Linked DNA regions of Homo sapiens: regions 2 and 3 are each linked to region 1. Evidence: chromatin loops called from intact Hi-C (ENCODE). Cell type or tissue: endothelial cell of umbilical vein. All regions are shown on one strand. Links, peaks and the distances in the headings refer to the core of each region. The heading gives the core; the rest is flanking DNA. Region 1 holds the start of HELLS (helicase, lymphoid specific). Region 2 overlaps HELLS (helicase, lymphoid specific). Region 3 holds the start of TBC1D12 (TBC1 domain family member 12).

Region 1 (7,184 bases), core at 2,103-7,102:
TGGTGGCTAATGCCTGTAATCCCAGCACTTTAGGAGGTCAAGACGGGCGGATCACCTGAGGTTGGGAGTTCGAGACCAGCCTGACCAACATGGAGAAACCCCATCTCTACTAAAAATACAAAATTAGCCAGGCTTGGCGGCACATGCCTGTAATCCCAACTACTCAGGAGGCTGAGGCAGGAGAATTGCTTGAACCCCGGAGGCAGAGGTTGCAGTGAGCCGAGACTGCGCCATTGCACTCTAGCCTGGGCAACAAGAGTGAAACTCTGTCTCAAAAAAATAAAAATAAAAATAAAAATCACTAAAGCTTTAAGATGCCATCATGGAAAAAAATAATATACAATTAATATTAAAATAATACCATGTAAGTGGTTAATCCTTAAACCTGGTCTTCTGTATTTCAAATCTTCCTATCACTGTTTTTTCTTTATTTATCAATTTCATGATTATATTACGGTAAATTGCAACTCCATCTATTAAAAGCACTGAGTGCCTGGCAGGAAACAACTCTGGGTAACTACAGTACAGAGTATGCCAATGGACACCGAGGGCAGAAATTCCTCATTATCTACCCCATTATCTCTCCCAACACCAATCCCAGATTTTTTATTGGGGGGTGGGAGGAGTTCTATTTTAGCCTACACATATCATGATCCTTTTACCTCTCCAAGAAATCTCCTGACTCCAACTATTCCCCCTCCTCCACTTCACAGGCACTATCAGTACTCAAATCTCCTAGACTAACAATGACTTCTTTTAAAGGGAAATACATGTGAAAAGTCAAAGAAAATAACTGTAGCCAATGAATGTCAAAGTCATTTTCTAGGTTCCTCACAAACCTTAGGATTTCCTAAAGCCAAATGCTTCTCATTAAGGAACTTAAGCTAGCTCTTCCTCTGTTAAGTACTTCTAAATACATGCCCATACAGACTGTATTCTCCCAAAAGAAAAGGAATCTCTACCTGTGCATAGTTAATTGTTTGGCCTCCAAAGACATGTTTATTAATCTCAAGTAGGTAGAGACTCTGAAAACTTTTCTTAGAATTTTCTAGTGTCATCTAGGCAATCACTTTTTATGAGGGTCCAGTGCAAAAAATAATCAAAAACTTTCCTTATCTGTACATAACAAGACAATGTAATACGAAACCACAACACTAATGTTTTAGCAAATTACACACTTATATTAAGATTGAAAACGGCTACATACTTTTTTTTTTGAGACGGAATCTTGCTCTGTCACCCAGGCTGGAGTGCAGTGATGCCATCTCGGCTCACTGCAACCTCTGCCTCCTGGGTTCAAGCAATTCTCCTGCCTCAGCCTCCTGAGTAGTTGGGACTGCAGGTATGCGCCACCACATCTGGCTAATTTTTATATTTTTAGTAGAGACGGGGTTTCACCATGTTGGCCAAACTGGTCTCGAACTCCTGACCTCAGGTGATCCACCCGCCTCGGCCTCCCAAAGTGCTGGGATTACAAGCGTGAGCCACCATGCCAGGCCATGAAAACAGCCATATACTTTTTTAATGGAAGGATTAAAAATTACTCTTTAGGTTCTATGATGCATAATTATTAAATTTAGGACTAACTGCAAAATGTTTGTTCATAAGCTTAAAAATGTCATTAAAAGTAGCAGGTCATTTGACCTCAGCAAATATATAAAATACTACATATTTGACTTATCTTTTTTAAATGTGAAGTGTTTCTTCCTTGAATGAATAATACCTTCTGAAAATGTACTGTTGTCATATCTCAGGCATATCTTTCTTTAAATGCTATTTCCCTACCCAACACTCATAATGGGTATATGAAGAAACAAGATAAAACTGAAGATACATTACTCAAGACAAAATTATCACATCCCTCTTAGACTTCTTCAGTTGATTCCATTCTGGGCACTTGCCCCAGAATTTATACTTTATAATTCATCTGGTTATATAGCTAATAAGTATATTTAGTATATGTATATAATCTTGTATATTATAAAATACCATTTTATCATCGTTAGCTATTCAATAAGCACTTACTGATTGCCTACTATGTGCCAGGTGCAAAGCCTACAAAAACAAAACAGCAAGTGATGCACCCTCAAGAAACAAAGTGAGAAAGAATCAAAAAGTAGTATGAAGTATTTATCATTACTTATTTGGTCATGGTAAATTCTGTGTAATAAAGTACTATGAAAATTCAAAGAATGAGAAAAGGTGGTTCAGGTCAGACCTCTCAATTCTGTTAATTCACATCTACCCTGAAGCAAAAAGTATTGATGTTACTTAAAGAAAATTTGTTAATATATTACCTTAACTGGTTATAGTCAACCAGAGATCATCAGTAATAACGGAAGGAGTATTACTGGAGTGGAACTATAGCATGGTAGTTAAAAAATGTGCATTCTAGAACCACATGGCCTACACTGGAATGTTAGCTCTGCCATTTACCAACTGTGGCACCCAAACAACCTCTATGTGCCTCAGTTTCCTCATCTGTAAAATAAGATGACTAATAAAACCTATTTGGTTGTGTAGTTCAATAATAGCAATTGTTTATACTAGTAATTAAACTAGTAAGTTTAATAGCAGTAATAGTAATAATGAACATCTACTTTACAGAATAGTTGAGGATTCAATGAGTAAATACATATAAAGCATTCAAAACAATGCATGACTCCTAATAAATGTTCAAGAAGTATTAACAATGCTGACAAAAAAATTATTGTTGACATAACAGGGAACCAACGGCCTCATTACTCGTTTTTGGAATGCATTATTTTCCAACTTAAGTAGTTTTATAATCATGAGTTAATTCACTATTATTAAGGACAGAAATTCTGCAGGCAGCCTGAGTTGAAATTTGACTTCAACACTTACTATGTGCCCTTCTCCCTCAGTTTCTTCATTTGTAAATGAAAATAACAAAAAATAACCTATATCATAATATCGGTAGAGTTTAATAAATTAATAAAGCACAAGAAAACCACGTACTAGGCAGTACTTAAGAGTCAACGATCATTCTTTTTCTTGCATATGAATCAAGCAGCAGGGTGGGGCTTTAGAATAAACAAGAATTTTTCAGGTTAAAAACTGTTTTTAGTAACTTACAAAATGCTCTCTACAAGAAAACTACAGCAACTTGTCATTGAAAAAGTACGGCACATTTTTAGCTAAAGAATCTTATGTAGCAATACACAGGCCATGAAACCAAAAGAAAAACAAACAGCAAGTTGATCACTTAGGTGGAAAACAGCACTACAGTATAAGGAAATCATTAGACTTGGATTCCAGCCCAGCCTTTGATTGATGCTAACTTCTCCTGCCCTCAGTCTAGTACATTACTTCTGCAGGTTTTAGCGATTCCTGTTTGCCATGAGACATACATTTAAGGTAATTTTTAAAGGAAATAAGGATGACAAACGAAAAAACTCACTATGGACTTTGAAAGACTTTTCATGGCTAAACAAGCAATCTGAAATGCTCATTTAAAAGTGATGGGACTACCAAGACTACATCTCATAGAAACACACCATTCAAAGCACTTGCGAAAGGATTCTCAAAGGCAATATCTGTAAACATACAAAAAAGACAAGTAATAAAGCTGTTTTCTTTCAGTTATTAAAAAGCCCACTAAATAGGAAAGCAAAGAACACAAACCACACCTCCGGGTTAAAGCCGAGGTTACCACAGGCTTTCACGACGACGAACCTGATGCCTAAATTACCTTTTCCAGCATCTTCCGCTCTCTCTCTAGTCCAGCAGCTTCAAGCTGTTCTTCCTCTTCTAGCATGGCCGGGGTAATCACAGCAGTGTCCAGTTGTTCAACCATTGCTGGAGCCTCCGAGCCTGACGGGGGAGAAAGCTTTCAAATTGCAGTTTTAAAAAAATTACCAACTACTCAACTCCAACAAGAAACAGCCTTTCTCCCACCCGAGATGCACTGGAGCAAAAGCTGAAGACCGAGGGGACGCCAGCATCACCTCTCAGAAGACACCGTAAGTCTTCACAATGTCTACAAGTCGCCTGGACCACAGTTTACAACTCGGGATGCTCGGGAAAATGCAGTTGCCTATGTGAAATCTTCACCGGCATGCTAATACGTGCGATTCCGGGGTGTCCTCCACTCACCGTTGCAGTTTCCCAACCCTCCTTTCCTCCTCAGTCCCTGCCCGGGGTCGGCTCCCTCCCCGAAACTCCGCCGCAGCCTCCATGCTTGCCCACCTCAGCCCCGCAGGCTGCCACCCGCGCCCAAAAGGTTTTCCTCACTCACCGCCGCTGCCCGCGGGCCGTTCCGCTGGCATGCCTGGACACTCACCCGGGAACCGGGTCCCCTCCTCTCAGAGCCTGCAATGCCGCGAGCTAACTCCTCACAACCGCTGCCGGCCCAGCCTTCTAGCCAAATCCCCCGCCAGGGAAAAAAGCGCGCTTCTCCTTCGCGGGAAAATCCTGTCATCTCGCGATACCTTACATTCCCCACCCGCCCTCCCGCCCCGCTGCGCGAGATTTGGCGCAGCTTGCGGTTTTCGTCAGGACTGACCTGTGGCAACCGTAAACCTTTACCTGGACCTCTCTCAGGAGGAAACTGGGTCCCGCTGCCGAACTCAGCCTGTAACTATCCTGTGAGATTGGGCGAGGTGGCCGATCGTGGAGAACCCAGTTTCCTCACATATCTGGTTCCGAACTACGCAATTAAAGTTTGATAGTGCTGTTAATACTTTGCAAGGCGCCTTCCAACGCTGGCTGCTGTGATTGAGCACCCGCTAGCCCATGATCCTGTAGGTAGAGACGTCTGCGTATCTGCACGAGGATGTCAGAAACAGAAACATTTTTATAGGGCCAGCCTCGCCGCACCCGCAGCGCGCGGCTCACATCTTAAGTGAAAAATCCCCCAAAATGACAAAGAGGAGGGCTTTTTTGTGGGTGGGACGGGAGAGAGAAGGAACAGGAAATTAAGATTATGACTGGGTTAAAGAAAGCTGTTTAGGATAAGGGCAAGCTGAAAGAAGTGATGGACCAAGCGGAGTGGCCAGCAGAAGGAAGATTCAGGAAACCAAACAGGATTCATTCATTCGAGTGGGCAGTGAAGGAAGGAGCGGAGCTTTTCTTGTCCCTGGTTTTCACTTCAGCTTTCAATTCCTCCTTTTCTTGTTTGCATTCCTTTTCAACTATTTCCTTTGTCTCCCTCTCCAGGGCTCCCTTTCCCACCTCCAATTTCTTAAGATGTATGGCATTAAATATACCTACCATGTAACCACCCGTTTCCTTCATTTTGACTCCCACAACTTGTATGATTGTGTCTATACAAAATTTAAGAGTTTACAAGCCGGGTGCGGTGACTCACGCCTGTAATCCCAGCACTTTCGGAGCCCAAGGCGGGTGGATCACGAGGTCAGGAGTTCAAGACCAGCCTGGCCAAGATGGTGAAACCCTGTCTCTACTAAAAATACAAAACAGCCGGGCACGGTGGCAGGCGCCTGTAGTCCCAGCTACTCGGGAGGCTGAGGCAGGAGAATCGCCTGAACCTGGGCGGCAGAGGTTGCAGTGAGCAGAGATCGCGCCATTGCACTCCAGCCTGGGCAACAGGGAGAGACTCCGTCTCATAAAAAATAGAAACGAAACCTAGTCTCTATATTTTATTTTATTAAGATAGGGTCTCACTCTGTCGTCCAGGCAGGAGTGCAATGGCACGATCTCTGCTCACTGCAATCTCCACCTCCTGGGCTCAGTTGATCCTCCCACCTCAGCCTAGCAAGTAGCTGAGACTACAGGTGCGTGCCACCACGCCCGGACATTTTAGTGTCGGACATTAGCCCATTCCAGGCTAATTTTTGTTGGTTTGGGGTTTTTGTGTGTTTTTGTTTTTTGGTAGAGACGGTTTTTCGCCATGTTATCTAGACTGGTCTCGAACTCCTAGGTTCAAGGGATCCTCCCAACTCGGCCTCCGGAAGTGCTGAGAGTGCAGGCGTGACACATTGTGCCTGGCCCCTACAAACATTTCCAAAATTAGCCGGCTGTGGTGGCACATGCCTGTGGTCCTAGTACTTGGGAGGCTGAGGTGGGAGAATCACTTGATCCCAGGTGGTCAAGGCTGCAGTGAGCCGAGATTGTAACACTGCACTCCAGCCTGGGTGATAAAGCTACACTTTGTCTCAAAAAAAAAAAAAAAAAAAAAAAAAAAAAAAACCATGGGAATAAAGGGAAATCTTGAGTTGCTTCAAGGGAAATTCCAGGAACCTAGCTAGCCCTGACAAGTAAATAAGCAACTTGATAAGGAAGAAGGTAATGGTAGCCTAAAACAACAGCCCAGGAAGTTAGATTCAGGAGATGTTTGGTTCCTTTATAAAAACTAGAGATAATATCTTAACACATGTCTCTGAGTTGTTTTTTAGAAACCCCAAGCGCCACCAAACACATGTGCTGGCACTCTGCTGCCTCATTTGTTCTAAATTTATTCCTAGGGGCCTGGAGGAGGTCACACACACAAGCAGAGCTAGCATTCTTTTCTGCTGATCCCAAATTTTTATTTTTTAATTTTTAAAAATTGAGATGGAGTCTCATTATATTGCCTAGGCTGGTCTCAAACTCCTGGGCTCAAGCCATCCTCCCACTCAGCCTCCCAAGTCAAAGGGAAAGAAATTTTGGGATTACGGGCACACTCTACCACACCCAGCTCCCCAAATTTTTAGACAAAGCTTCACCTCCTGAACCAACTGCAAATCAGAAAACCTTTTAATCCATCTATGACCTACCTTTTAATCCACCTTTTGACCTACCTACCCTTTGAGATGGCGGTCGAAACAATACATAGACTCCATGTATTAATCAATGACTTTGCCTGTAATTTCTGCTTTCCTGAAATTTACCCCTGCCTTTAAAAATCCTTACCTGCAAGCCATCAGGGAGTTTGGGTCTTAAGCATGAGCTGCCCCAATTCCTACAGCTGCAAAAGCTCAGTGTGGAAGTCTTGTCTTCCTGAGCCAGGCAAGTGGACCACAGTTCAGTTCTATAACAGTACCTTACGTTAAATGGTTCAATTTGAAGCCCTCCAATCAGACCCTGCCAAGCCAACATTCCTAAATCTTTTCCCTTGCTCTCTGATCCCTTAAAATTTGCCCTAGACCTGGCCGGGCACGGTGGCTCACGCCTGTAATCCCAGTACTTTGGGAGGCCGAGGTGGGTGGATCACGAGGTCAGAT
Region 2 (7,184 bases), core at 1,094-6,093, 58 kb before region 1:
AACAAGACTATGCAGATGGGGGAAAGAAATTTTGTTACGAGTTCTAGGCAGAAGTGCTAGTGGTGGTGGCTCATACATATAATACCAATGCTTTGGGAAGCAAACATAGGAGGACCCTCTGAGAACAGGAATTCAAGACGAGCCTGGGCAACATAGCAAGACCCTGTCTCAAGAAATTTTTTTTTTTTTTTTAAATTATCTGGGCATAGTGTCACATGCCTGTAGCCAAGATATTCTGAAAGCTGAGATGGGAAGATGGCTTGAGCCCAGAAATTCAAGAATGTAGTGAGCTATAGTTGCACCACTGCTCTCCAACCTGGACAACAGCAAGACCATGTCTCATTCAAACAAAAAAATTCTAGGCAGAGAAGGGACCACACATTCAAAAGACAAAACCCTCCAAGAAATCATTCTAAAAAATCCCCATGAATTAAAAGACAGATTTTCAGACTGAGCTGATTCAAGAGTAAAACAAAACAAAAATAAGATACACAACATAAAGATGGGCATGGTGTCACATGAGTGTAGTCCACATTACTTGAGTGACATAGGGGGAAAGATAACTTGAAACCAGGAATTCACAAGTCTGTGCAACATAGCAGGAGTCTCTTTAAAAATGAAAAAAAAAAAGAAAAAAAAAAAAGACCCATACCAAGACACATCACTGTGTTATTAATTTAGAATACAAAAGACAAAGAAACACTGGAAGCTCACATTAACAAAAGGCTGGTTCCCCCCACCTTCAACAGACTGGAAATCAAAGCAGCATTCGGGCCAGGTGCAGGAGCTCACACCTGTAATCCCAGCCCTTTGGGAGGCCAAGCCGGGGGGAATTGCTGGAGCCCAGGAGTTCAGGACCAGCCTGGGCAACATGGTGAGACCCTGTCTCCACAAAAAATTAAAAATTTAGCAGGGCATTTGGTGCATGGCTGTGGTCCAAACTAAATTGGTGGCTGAGGCAGGAGGATCACTTGAGCCCGGGAGGTCAAGGCTGCAGTGAGCTGTATTCATGCCTAGGTGACAGAATGAGACCCTGTCTCAAAAAAAAAAAAAAAAAAAAGGAACCATTAATTTTCTCTCCCACAACACTGGAAGTTCTGAGACAACACAACAACTTTCGAAATTCTGAGAAGATAATAATTCCTACTCTAAAATCCCAAACCAGAACTATCCATCAAATATAAGAATCCAACAAAAATACAGCCAGATATGCGAGTTCTCAAAAAATTCATTTCCCTTGAATTCTTTTCTTGGGAAAACACAAGACAACATAATCCATCAAAGTGAGCGAGTAAACCAAGGAGGAAAAAAAGTTAGATCCAGCCAGGCGCAGTGGCTCACACCTGTAGTACCAACACTTTGGGAGGCCGAGGAGGGTGGATCACCTGAGGTCAGGAGTTCGAGACCAGCGTGGCCAACATGGTGAAACCCTGTCCCTACTAAAAATACAAAAATTAGCTGGGCATGGTGGTGGGCGCTTGTAATTCTAGCTACTCAGGAGGCTGAGGCAGGAGAATAGTTTAAACCTGGGAGACAGAGGTTGCAGTGAGCCGAGATCAAGCCATTGCACTCCAGCCTGGGCAACAAGAGTGAAACTCTGTCTTAAAGGAAAAAAAAAGGGGGGGGGGGGGAGACACAAGACACAGTAAACAGTAATTCCAAAACATGAAACAGCCAACAGGAATACCCAGGAGTATGGTAAAGGAAGGTTCCAGATGGAATCAGTTCTACAGTCCAAACTAGAAGAATGTTCCAGGGAGTAGAGGTGATGGGATATATTTGGAGGGGGAGGTTTATTACTGAATCATGAGATCTGTTTTAATATACTGAGGGGCTTATATTTCCAGAGTGATTAGATATAAATTACTGGTAGGTAAAAAACAGTTAAGTATTAACTTCAGGGAGAAAAAAAAAGCTGCACAAGAATGAAAATAAAATCACAGCATATTCCATGGCTTATCTAAAGCTTTAATAATACTTACACAGCCATAATAAAAGTAATTATTGAGCCAATCAAAAGTTATATAACTACACTAAAAAGATGTAAGGGATCATTATTTCATGTTGAAGTGGTGAGAGGTGGTAGGAATGCAGGCTTTTCAAGAAGGTATTTCTAAGAATTTTTAAGCATTTGCTCTTAAATATGAGGAACAGTAAATGATCCCAAGGCATCTGAAGAAACATCAAAATAAAACACTAAACTAAGGGGAAAATCAAATGAAACAGACTATGTGGGGGGTGGCGGGGGGTGGGGGCAGAGACATGACGACTTTTATAGAAAGTAGGCTGGGCGCATTGGCTCAGGCCTGTAATCCCAGCACTTAGTCCGAGGCAGATGATCAGTTGAGGTGAGGAGTTCGAGACCAGCCTGGCCAACATGGTGAAACCACGTTTCTACTAAAAATAAGAAAATTAGCCAGGTGTGGTGGCGCACACTTCTAGTCCCAGCTACTCGGGAGGCCAAGGAATGAGAATCACTTAAACCCGGGGGGCAGATGTTGCAGTGAGCCAAGATCACACCACTGTACTTCAGCCCAGGTGACGAAGTGAAACTGTTTATAAAAAAAAAAAAAAAAAAAGCCAGATGTGGTGGCTCACGCCTGCAATCCCAGCACTTTGGGAGGCCAAGGCGGGCAGATCACAAGGTCAGGAGTTGGAGACCAGCCTTACCAACATGGTGAAACCCAGTCTCTACTAAAAATATAAAAATTAGCCAGGCATGGTGGCATGCACCTGTAACCCCAGCTGCTCAGGAGGCTGAGGTAGGAGAATCGCTTGAACCCGGGACACAGAGATTGCAGTCAGCTGAGATTGCACTACTGCACTCCAGCCTGGGCGACAGTGCGAGACTCAAAAAAAGGGGAAAAAAAGGAAAGAAAGAAAAAGTACAGGCAACAAGATTTCCTTTAGAATCAGACATGAAATATGAGGGAAGGAAGAGAAGAATGACTCTAAGATTTTTGGTTTAAATAACTGGAAGAATAAAGTTGTCATTTATTGAACTAAGGAAAATGCAAAAGAAGTAAATTTGGATTAAACAAGATGAAAAGTACAGATATAGTTATCAAGCACCTAGTAAACAGTCGGATATGTGAATCTGGAATTCAGGAGAAAGGTTCTGGCTGGAGATATAAATTTGAGTCACCAGCACAGTTCCCATTAAAGAAATGAAGACCATCAAGGGAATCCCAAACTAGGCTTAGGATATTTCAATGTTTAGAGGATAGAAAAGGAAACAGCAAAGGAAACTGAGAAAAGAGTCAGAGAAATAGGAAGAAAAAGCAGGAAAATATGTTTCCTAGAAGCCAAATAAAGTAAATGTTTTAATGGAGAAGAGTCAACAACTGTATGAAATGCTGCTAATAGATCAAGTAAAATGAGGTCACTGACGTCACGAGACCTTAAAAATACCAGCTCCAATGGAAATGAATATCTGATTGGAATGGGTTCAGAAAAAACAGAACAAACTAAAAACAATGAATACAGGCAAGGAGTTTTGCTATAATAGAACTCTTTTTCAAGGAGCTTTGTTATAAAAGAAATGAGACATTGCAATTGGCTCAAGCTACGACAAACAATATATCCGCAGTATATAATAAAGGGCAGATGGGGACAGATGGGCACAGATGCTAGGTTTACAGATGCAACGGTGACAACTTTTAAAGATTCTTTTCTGACTGCGTCTATTTTCTCAGGGCAATAGGGAGCAAAGTGAGAGGGAGGAGATATGAGACGTGCAATGACAGAGTAAAACTATGAAACCAGTCATTTAGGACAATGTAACAGGAAAGACTGGGTCACTAAGGACAAGATCACGAGTTTCAAGCAAGCCTAGGTCAGCATGCTTATGTAATGGGTTAACATTTTGACTTAAAAAACAAATAAACCTGCTCTATAGTCTTTTATTTAACCAAATGTTCTATCTGAAGTTTTTCTTCACCACCAAAGAACTTATCCATGTAACCAAAACCCACCTGTACCTCAAAACGATTAAAATAAAAATTTAAAAGAAAAGACCTGTGCCAATAGGACACAGGGAAAAAAAATTAAGTTTTTCTTAAGTGACGGTTCCATTATCCTTAACAGATCATCTGATCTGCATTTGAATATACATGGCAACAGCAATATTTTTCCATGAAATAAACACTAACACAGAAATGTATGGCTTATGGAGTATGTCCCCTCTCCAGGGTACATTCAGGATTTCTCTTCCTCATTGTCTGATATCCTTTCACACAGGGTCTAAATTGTGCCTCTTTTGGCCTTTATGCTGTTCTATTACAGATTGTGCATTACTTACATATTCCTAAGGCCTATTCTCTTATATTTGGTTCTAGTTAACCCACTACTATAAATTTTCAGGGTCTGTCTTGTTTTGCATGATACACTACCATTTCCAATTTCTAGTCGTTTCTCAAGACCCTAAAGTTTCATTCAGAAACTTCTCTTGTGCTAACACAATGTCCACTTGAAATCTCTATATGACACACTCCTATAGTACTAGTGAATGAAACCAAGAAAACAAAATAACCAAATCCTACCGACAGCCAAGTCTTTTGCTATTATTGCACCTAAGCTATTCCTGAAGAAATAATTTAATGAGATCATCTTATAAGGAACATTTATTTGGTAAACTATCTCATAGAAATAGACTCTAAAATCAAACAGTTTCTTAAACAACAGAGAGCATAATCCCAATCTCTCCCCATGAAAAGCCTACTTCATAACTGAAGTACCTAAAGCCCATGAACTGCATTACTAGAAGAAAGGAGGGAAAAAGACATTTACTAAACTTCCACAGGAAGACTGTATAAATCTGGAAGTGGTTAAGTACACATCAGCCTGTATCCAAGAATACTACTCAGTCTCAAAAATTAACTGAAAATCTAAACTTAATATGGATACTTCTTTGTTCTTGGTAAGGCTCAGAAAATTACCATCTATTTAAGTACGCATGGTACTAGTTACATGTCAACTGATATAATAAAAAAGGTGAAGTGGACAATCAGTATTTCAAACCCAATACAGGGAAATCACTAGATGTAAATAAGAACTTTTAAAAGCTATTCTTGAGCTCCACTTTAAAACAAACATTCAGGACTGGAATCTTCAGAATTTTCTAATATCTTGAATATCCCCATCTTCTCTTTAATTGGTCCTGAAGCATTCATTTGATCTAAGGGAAAAACATTAAAACAGGTACATTTTAGAAGTATAAGAAGAAGAAATCGTAAAAGAAACATCCAATATGATGTTATGAGAAGTGAGTCATCTGTCCAAAATTATAAAACTCACAGTAATACAGGGCACTCTCTTCCTTAATCACCAAGATTTAATAGCAGTGAAAGCAAAAAGGTACACTATTCTTAATACAACAACTAGAATCAGACTCTTGGGAGCATACAATCTAAAGCATCAGTTTGCTAGTCAAAATCGCTTTTGCTGAATTTAAGGTAAGATAAACAAGTCAAAGAGCAATAAATAATATCAATTTGAATCATGTTGTCAGAAACGTTTTAAAAAGAGGCCCAATCACGATTCGTTTAATAGCTGAAAACACACCACAAAAAGCTTACCTTGAGAAACATTTTGAATCAATGACAATATGTAGTCTCCTAAATTTTTATCAACATGACAGCTGTGAAATGAAATCTGATTTTCATTTGTATTACTGATTTCTAATCATCCTTGTCTGTTCATCAGACATTTCTTTCTCTCTTGGTAATAGCCTGCTCTTATATTATCCGTTTTCATTATCAACTTTTATTTACTTGCATATCCTAAACACTTCCTGTTATATGTTGCAAATATTATTTGTGGTTTGTCTCTTATCTCTTTATGGTGTCATCTGTCTTATAGTAGTCTTTCCTATTAATGTAATTAAAATCTATGAAACCTATCATATAATTTGTGATTTCTGTATTATAAAGAATTCTAATTCTAAAATCATAAATATATTTTCTTGTCTTTTTAGGTTAAAATTCTACCTTTAATATTTAGGTTTTGAACACGTGGATTGTTAATTTATCTGAAGTTTGTAAGTGCAGTGTGAGGAGAGGAGAATCTAAGTTAATTTTTCCCCTATTAATTACTATTTCCCCAGATCATCTATTGATTAATAGGAATTTCCTATCAGTTGTTTGAAGTTCCATTTCACATTTATTAGCTTTTCGTGAAAGTTGTCTTTCTAGATTCACCATATTGTACTTCTAGCCAATATATCACACCATGTGCTAATTCTACCATCTTGATTATTATGACTTTTAAATTTTTAATAAGACTTTATACCTGGTATAGAATATCTTGTGCTTCAAAACTGTCTTGGTTCTGGCCCTTTATTACTCTCTCATATAAATTTTAACAACAGTCTGTTTTACAAAAAGTCATTCTGGGATTTTTTTTTTTTTTTTTAAGAGACAGAGTCTCGCTCTGTCACCCAGGCTGGAGTGCAGTGGCACAATCTCCATTCACTGCAACCTCCACCTGCCAGGTTCTAGCAATTCTCCTGCCTCAGCCTTCTGAGTAGCTGGGATTATAGGCACATGCCTCCATGCCCCGCTAATTTTTTCTATTTTAGTAGAGACAGGGTTTCACCGTGTTGCCCAGGCTGGTCTCTAACTCCTGAGCTCAGGCAATCCACCTGCCTCAGCCTCCCAAAGTGATAGGATTATAGGCATGAGCCACCACACCCAGCCATCATTCTGGGATTTTAATTAGAAGAAAAATTCAAGAATATAAGTTAGTTTTGGGGACCACTGACTTACACTTTGTAGTAACCATTCATATCCACAAATACAGCTAAATCTGCATGTTTACTCAGTCTTTCTATTAACGTCCTTCAATGTTTCATAATTCTGTCCTTATATAAACATGTTAAAAATTGTTAAACTTTAATTGTAGGCATGTTAATTTTGTAGCTGTTGTAAAAACCTTCATTATTAAACAATTATTGCTGTTACACATATTATTAATAAGCAATCTTCTTAAATTCTATTTTAAAAGATTCTGGATTCCCTTGGACTTCCTATGAAGATAATCAAACCAGACCACTTGCAAATAAAAGCAGTTTCGATAATGCCAGCACTTTAGGAGGATGAGGCAGACAGATCACTTGAGCCCAGGAGTGTGAGACCAGCTTGAGCAACATGGCAAACCCCTGTCTCTACAAAATACACAAAACAAAA
Region 3 (7,184 bases), core at 1,394-6,393, 140 kb after region 1:
CAGAAATTGCAATGTATATATATGCATCTGTCTTCAAACTTAATCCCCATTAGCCTGCACCCCACCTGCAGGTAAGGGACAGTTTTCTAAATCATCTCTATTCACAATGCATGGCAGAGAGCAAGAACTCAAGAGTATACTAGTTGAATTTGTTATCTCCAAAGCCCCTCCCAGATCTAAAATTGCCTGACATCTGACCTCAAAACATGACCAAGATAGATATGACCAACAAACACCCAAAGGCCACACAGTGTCACAAATTTATAAACCTAACTCACCTTGAGATCTTTTAGAATACTGCCAGTACAAGCTTTAAATATATTTTTGCAACTATATTACAAATACAGATGTCATTACTACATATATTGTCCTGAGTAACAAAAAATTAGGATTTTCCACTTTTGATTTAAGAAACTTTATATTTGTAAATTTATACAAGCAAAAAAATAAGGATAAACTAGAAAGAGGAATAAGAAATATCAATTATAATCAGAAAATTGTGCCTTTATGTCTACAATATGTACGCTAATTGTATAACCTGCTAAAACTTGAGCTAAGAATTTGCTTCTTTCACTTCTGGTTATAGTCAAGATCCCCGAAAAGGTAGAAAAACAAAGTAGGGAGAACTCTGTAAAGGAAAGTTTTACAAGTTGGGAATATTTTCCTATTTGCCTGGGGACTTAAGAAAAAAGAAGAAGAAGAAGAAGAAAAAGGCGTGTCAAAATCTAACTCAAGGAAAACTGCCTTTTTTTTTTTTTTTTTGAGAGAAGTCTAGCTCTTATTCCCCAGGTTTCAGTGCAATGGCTCGATCTCAGCTCACAGCAACCTCCGCCTTCTGGGTTCAAACGATTCTCTTGCCTCTGCCTCCCAAGTAGCTGGGATTAAGTCGCCTGCCAACATGCCCGGCTAATTTTTGTATATTTTAGTAGAGACGGGGTTTCACCATGTTGGCCAGGCTGGTCTCGAACTCTGACCTCAGGTGATCCACCCACCTCGGCCTCCCAAAGTGCTGGGATTACAGGACTGCTCTTACAGTAAGGTGTATTAAGTATTTTCTGACTACTCTTATTTATCCCTATTAAATCAACAAACCTCCATCCTGAAATCTGCGAAGTCCAGCACCATAATTTAATTTCTTTCTTTTCTTTTTTTTTTTTTTTGAAAGACGGAGTTTCGCTCTTGTCCCCCAGGCTGGAGTGCAATGGCACGATCTAGGTTCACTGCAACCTCTACCTCCCAGGTTCAAGTGATTCTCCTGCCTCAGCATCCCGAGTAGCTGGGATTACAAGCACCTGCCACCACGCCTGGCTAATTTTTGTATTTTTAGTAGAAACCGGGTTTCACCACATTGGCCAGGCTGGTCTCGAACCCCTGACCTCAAATAGTCCGCCCGCCTCAGCCTCCCAAAGTGCTGGAATTACAGGCGTGAGCCACCGCGCCCGGCCCATAATTTAATTTCAAGAATATCCTGTCAAATCACAAATACAATACCATTTTTTAAAAAAACTAAAGTTATTGGGGAAAAAAAGGAGAGGCTTATCTGGGAGATTAGAAAAAAGGCTTTCCTTAGTAAAAGCCCTACTTTGGCTTAAAAAGTTGGGATAAAATTCTAAACACCAAACTGCATTTTAATAAAGACCACTGAAACAAACGATTAAACACTATGAAGCACAACCACTTCTAATTTCAAGAATTCCCAAACCACTTGAATGGATTTAGACGCTATGCAAGCACAGCAAATAAACAGCTCTACAAAATGACTTCCTTCTCTCTTTCACAACCACACCCGTACACACATACCGCCTCCCCTCACCACCCCCCCAACAACCTAAATGTTTGTAGTAAAATTTTTAAAAATTGGAGACGGAGATGGTTATCTGCTTTTCCAGAAAAGGCAACTGCATATGTGGCACTAGACAGCTGGCCCAACCTGACTGCTCAGAAGCCAGGTATGAATGGCAGGTACAGCCTCCCGCGGACAAGGCAACAGAAAGACTCGCTGTCCACAGAGCTCACAACTTCTCCTATAGAAACACAAAGCCGACCCAGTTCCTCTTCCTCCAGTGACAAATCAAAGCTAAGTCCTGACGCGTGTGGGGCTGGCACGGAAGCGGCCGACCAAGCTCTCCGCTCCGGCTCCGGCTCCGGCTCCGACTCCCACCAAGACCCCGGCTCCGGCCCCGGCCCCGGACCCGCCCCGAGTCCCATGCAGCCTGCGCTGTACCTGGTGAAGAAGTCCGCGAAGCCGCCACTCCGTCGAGCCCGGGCCGAAGCCCCCGCAGGACCCTGCTCCGCGGCGGGCAAGGGCACCGGCGGCCCCGCCGGGGGCAGGTGATCGCGGGCGCTCTGACCGCGGCTCACCTGGAACGTGTTGCGAGAGTTGAAGTGAATGTCAGAAAAGCCCAGGCGCGGCTCCGCACCCCCATTAGTCCTCTCGGCCGAGGTGGCAGGGGGCGCGCCCTCCTCGGGACCCCCGGCGCCGACTCCCCGCTGCTCTGAGTCCTCGCTACTGCTGCAGCTGCTGGCGGGGCTGTCCCCCGAGTCGCTGCCCGCGCCCTCGGGCTCCTGGGCGTCCGCGGCCACCAGGCAGCAGCTCCGCAGCGGGTCCTCAAGCGGAGAGGCCCAATCGGACGGGCTTCCCGCGCCGTCCGCGTCCTCGTCGCCAGGCCCCTCCAGGCGAAGGCGGCCGTAGGGGCGGCGGCGGCGCGACTCCCGGCCGCCGGCGCGCGCCAGCCCGCGAGCCTCTTCCAGATCGCGACAGTCCCGGCCCGGCAGAAAACCCGAGTCGCCGTTGGTCATGCCTTCGTGCCGCGGCGCGCGGCCATCAGCCACCTCCGCGCCGCGGTGTTTGGAGCCCGAGCCCAGCAGGCAGGCGTCCGATCGTGGGGCTGCCGAGGGCGGCGGGGCGCCGGCCTGGCCAGCGGGGAGCGGACAGTAGCAGAGCCCCGGCTCCAGCTGCTCCCCGGCCGCCGCGAGGTAACGCTGAAGGAGCTGCCGAGGCGGCGTCTCCTCCTCCTCGTCAGCCTCCTCCTCCTCGTCAGCCTCCTCCGGCGGCTCCACAGCGCCGACGCCTCCGCCAAAGCCGCCCGTGGCCCGGATTACCTTCCTGTCCTGGCCCACGGGGTCCGGCGCAGGCACCGGGAGCAACTTGGGGTTTCTTCCCGAGCAGGCTCCGGCATCCTCCGGACCCACCATCTGGGGGTGGGTGGCGGCCGCCCCAGGAGGCAAAGAAGGACTACAGGCGCAGGCTTGGCCAGAGAACAGCTCTGGGTGCTGGGGCCGCGGCGACAGCCGCCGCAACGTTCCCAGACCCACCCCTCCCACCCGCTGGGTCGGACAGTTGCTTGAGGGCGGGCACGCGCCAGGACTCGCGCACGCGCAAAAGTCGGACCGGTCAAGCCCCGACCTGGAGATTCCCCGAACCATAGAGACGGTAGCTAGAGAGACGCAGGCTGCCAATCTAGGATCCGCCATCTGGATGGTGGAAGCTGGTTGGCCCGCTCTAAGCGTGACAGTTCTTACCGAAGCGCGGGTATTGCTCGCTTAGCAAAAATTCACTTGATGTATTTCATTTATGGTAGTAAAATACTCCCATATTTGGGAGGTGTTAGCGTGGGTAAGTCCTTCCAGCTCTAATTGGTCACCAGTCGACTTTACGATTTTTACATCCTTCTCCGGCATCATTGCCACAGTTCAGGGCTTCATCACTTCATCCAGGAGGGTCAACACCCTCCCTTCTTCACTTCATCTAACACAAAAGAAAGATATCCTAAGTTATCTTGCTCACCTAGCACCATGTTTCATCACAGTCCTCTGTTTAAAAGATTATCACCGGCCGGGCGCGGTGGCTCACGCCTGTAATCCCAGCACTTTGGGAGGCCGAGGCGGGTGGATCACAAGGTCAGGAGATGGAGACCATCCTGGCTAACACGGTGAAACCCTGTCTCTACTAAAAATACAAAAAAATTAGCTGGGCATGGTGGCGGGCGCTTGTAGTCCCAGCTACTCGGGAGGCTGAGGCAGGAGAATGGCGTGAACCCGGGAGGCGGAGCTTGCAGTGAACCGAGATCGCGCCACTGCACTCCAGCCTGGGCGACAGAGCGAGACTCCGTCTCAAACAAGAAAAAAAGATTATCACCTAAGGAGGGAGAGGAAGTGGTCAGGCAGAGAGGAGCTATTGAAATAATTCCAGCACTCTGCGATAGTGGATTAAAATGGGATGATTGACCATTGAGTGGAAATGAAGTATATTTAAAGTAAAAGACGAAAGACTTGATAACTGATCAGAAGTGACAGAAGAGAGAGTAACCAATGATTACTACAAAGATATGAGACTGAAACTGATATGGTTTGAAGAAATAGAAAAGTGGATAGGAAAAAAACGATTAATAGGGGAAATACATCTGGTAAAGTAAACGACTGAAAATATCCAGCATATAGAGTTCTAAAACTTGAGTTGGCTGGGCGCAGTGGCTCACGCCTATAATCCCAACACGTTGGGAGGCCGAGGCAGGTGGATCACCTGAGGTCAGGAGTTCGAGACCAGCCTGGCCAACATGGTGAAACCCAGTCCCTACTAAAAATACGAAAAATTAGCTGGGCATGGTGGTGGGCACCTGTAATCCCAGCTACTTGGGAGGCTGAGGCAGGAGAATCGCTTGAACCCGAGAGGCTGAAGTTGCAATGAGCCCAGATCGTACCACTGCACTCCAGCCTGGGCAACAAGAGGGAAACTGTTTCAAATAAATAAATAATAAAACTTGGGTTAGGGTTTAGGTTCAGAGACACAGATTAGGCGTCATCTGTATAATGCAAGTAGGTGGATGAATCATGAGTAACATTACCTAGGAAGAAAGAATAATGATAAGGGTCGGGCACAGACCCAAATGTTTCATTATTTCAGGACAAAAAAGTTGTATTGCAAGAAATTGAAGAGGCATCAGTTGTGGATAAAACGAAGCAGAAAATATAGACCACTCATTCTATAAAAGTATATAGAATATAGACCACTCATTCATTCTAAAAGTATGTTAGTGAATGCAAGAACAGAAAATAGAAGTCGTAGAGGAGACATTATTGTCAAGCATTTAAAATTTATTTCATATAAAAATACCTATACATACAGATATAAGAGGGAATATAACCTTTATATAATAAAATGTCAATAAAATGGGCATGCATGTACCTAACACTCAATTTAAAAAAACATCAAGAGGCCAGGCGTGGTGGCTCACATCTGTAATCCCAGCACTTTGGGAGCCAGAGGCAGGCAGATCACTTGAGGTCAGGAGTTCAAGACCAGCCTGGCCAATATAGTGAAATCCCATCTCTACTAAAAATAAAAGCATAAAATAAAATAAAATTAGCCGGGCGTGGTGGTGGGCGCCTGTAATCCCAGCTACTCAGGAGGCTGAGGCAGGAGAATCGCTTGAACCCAGGAGGCGAAGTTTGCAGTGAGCCAGGATCGCACCACTGCACTCCAGCCTGGGCGACAGAGGGAGACTCTGTCTCAACAAAATAAAAACATCAAGTGTCTTCGAAAATAAGCGTTATTGAAGGCCCTAGGAAAGGACTAAGTGGCAAAGGCATAGTCAGCAATGCATTTATTATCAAGGTATTTCAGAAGGAAAAAATGACTTTCAGGACACGAGTGGAAAAAATATAAAAAGAGAGAAAATATTTGCAAATTGTATATCTGGTAAGAGTGCAGTATCCAGAATAAATAAAGAACTTGTATAAATCAACAACTGAAAAACAACCCAACTAAAAAAATGGGCAAGGGACTTGAATATACATTTCTCCTAAGAAACATATGTTAATGGAATATTAATAAGCATATGAAGTGATGCTCAACATCATTAGTCATTAAGGAAATGCAAATCAAAACTACAATGAGATAGCACTTCACACTCACCAGGATGTCTATAATCAAAAAAATAGAAAACAAATGTTGAAAAGAATGTGGAAAAACTAGAACCTTCATACATTTCTGGTAGAAATGTAAAATGGTGCAGCTTCCATGAAAAACAGTTTGGTAGTTCCTCAATAAGTTAAACATGGAATTACTTATAAGCCAGCAATTTTACTCCTAGGTGTATACCCAAAAGAATTGAAAACAGGTGTTCAAACAAAAATGTTTTACGTGGGTTGGGCACAGTGGCTCATGCCTGTAATCCCAGCACTTTGGAAGGCCGAGGCAGGTGGATCACCTGAGATCAGGAGTTCAACACCATCGTGGCCAACATGGTGAAACCCGATCTCTACTAAAAAAATACAAAGGCCGGGCGTAGTGTCTCACGCCTGTAATCCCAGCACTTTGGGAGGCCGAGGAGGGTGGATCACGAGGTCAGGAGATCGAGACCATCCTGGCTAACACGGTGAAACCCCATCTCTACTAAAAATACAAAAAATTAGCCGGGTGTCGTGGCGGGCACCTGTAGTCCCAGCTACTCAGGAGGCTGAGGCAGGAGAATGGCGTGAACTGGGGAGGCAGAGCTTGCAGTGAGCCGAGATCGCACTACTGCACTCCAGCCTGGGTGACAGAGCAAGACTCCGTCTCGAGGAAAAAAAAAAAATAGCCTGGCTCAGTGGTGCCCGTGCCTTTAATCCCAGCTACTTGGGAGGCTGAGGCAGGGAGAATCGCTTGAACCTGGGAGGTGGAGCTTGCAGTGAGCTGAGATCACACCACTGCACGCCAGCCTGGGCGACAGAGCAAGACTGCGTCTCAAAAAAAAAAAAAATGTTTTACATGAATGTTCACAGCAGCATTACCAATAATAACCAAAAGGTGGAAACAACCCAAATGTCCATCATCAGGGGAACTGATAAACAAAATATGGTATATCCATGCAACCAAATATTACTCAGACGTGAAAAAGAAAAGAAATACTGATTCATGCTACAAGGTGGATGAATGTGAAAAGCACTGTGGTGGTGTGTACCTGGATAGTCCCAGCTACTCGGGAGGCTGAGGTGGGAGGATCTCTTGATCCGAGAAGTTCAAGATCATAGTGAACTATGATTATGCCTGTGAATAGCTGCTGCATTCCAATCTGGGCAACATGGCAAGACCCCATCTCTTAAAAAAAAATAGATAACATATAATTCCATTCCTATGAAATATCCAGAATAGATAAATCCATAGAGACAGAAAGCAGATTGGTGATTATCAATGACTGAGGGAA

What was found. Peaks named below come from ENCODE experiments on the same cell type or tissue, not always from the same donor. Only the 100,000 strongest peaks of a DNase experiment are listed, where the experiment ranks them.
Region 2: a loop joins it to region 1, with 6 times the contacts of the local background. A loop is called at or near these places in 3 of 110 quality-filtered maps.
Region 3: it touches region 1 in a loop (8-fold over the local background); 8 of 110 quality-filtered maps call a loop at or near these places.

Annotation. Positions count from the first base shown.
Region 1 is chr10:94,543,027-94,550,210 of GRCh38, reverse strand. It overlaps HELLS (helicase, lymphoid specific), which reads right to left and starts at 4,423. Exons shown (of 22, transcript NM_018063.5): 1 at 4,259-4,423; 2 at 3,713-3,834. The coding sequence starts at 4,289. RefSeq lists enhancers at 3,494-4,117, 4,118-4,742, 5,280-5,329, 4,743-5,367 and a silencer at 4,490-4,569. In endothelial cell of umbilical vein, for the core only: no CTCF peak of the experiment used is centred there; DNase peaks (open chromatin) are centred at 3,410, 4,000, 4,480, 4,710 and 1 weaker place; H3K4me3 peaks cover 2,130 bases; H3K27ac peaks cover 1,884 bases.
Region 2 is chr10:94,599,520-94,606,703 of GRCh38, reverse strand. It overlaps HELLS (helicase, lymphoid specific), which reads right to left. Exons shown (of 22, transcript NM_018063.5): 22 at 4,605-5,176. The coding sequence ends at 5,082. Among named protein-coding and RNA genes, the nearest start is that of HELLS, 57 kb to the right of the region's middle. In endothelial cell of umbilical vein, for the core only: no CTCF peak of the experiment used is centred there; a DNase peak (open chromatin) is centred at 3,373; H3K27ac peaks cover 1,689 bases.
Region 3 is chr10:94,398,625-94,405,808 of GRCh38, reverse strand. It overlaps TBC1D12 (TBC1 domain family member 12), which reads right to left and starts at 3,268. Exons shown (of 13, transcript NM_015188.2): 1 at 2,225-3,268. The coding sequence starts at 3,195. RefSeq lists enhancers at 1,761-2,060, 3,361-3,520 and silencers at 2,141-2,470, 2,541-3,030. In endothelial cell of umbilical vein, for the core only: no CTCF peak of the experiment used is centred there; DNase peaks (open chromatin) are centred at 2,018, 2,588 and 3,388; H3K4me3 peaks cover 2,431 bases; H3K27ac peaks cover 1,891 bases.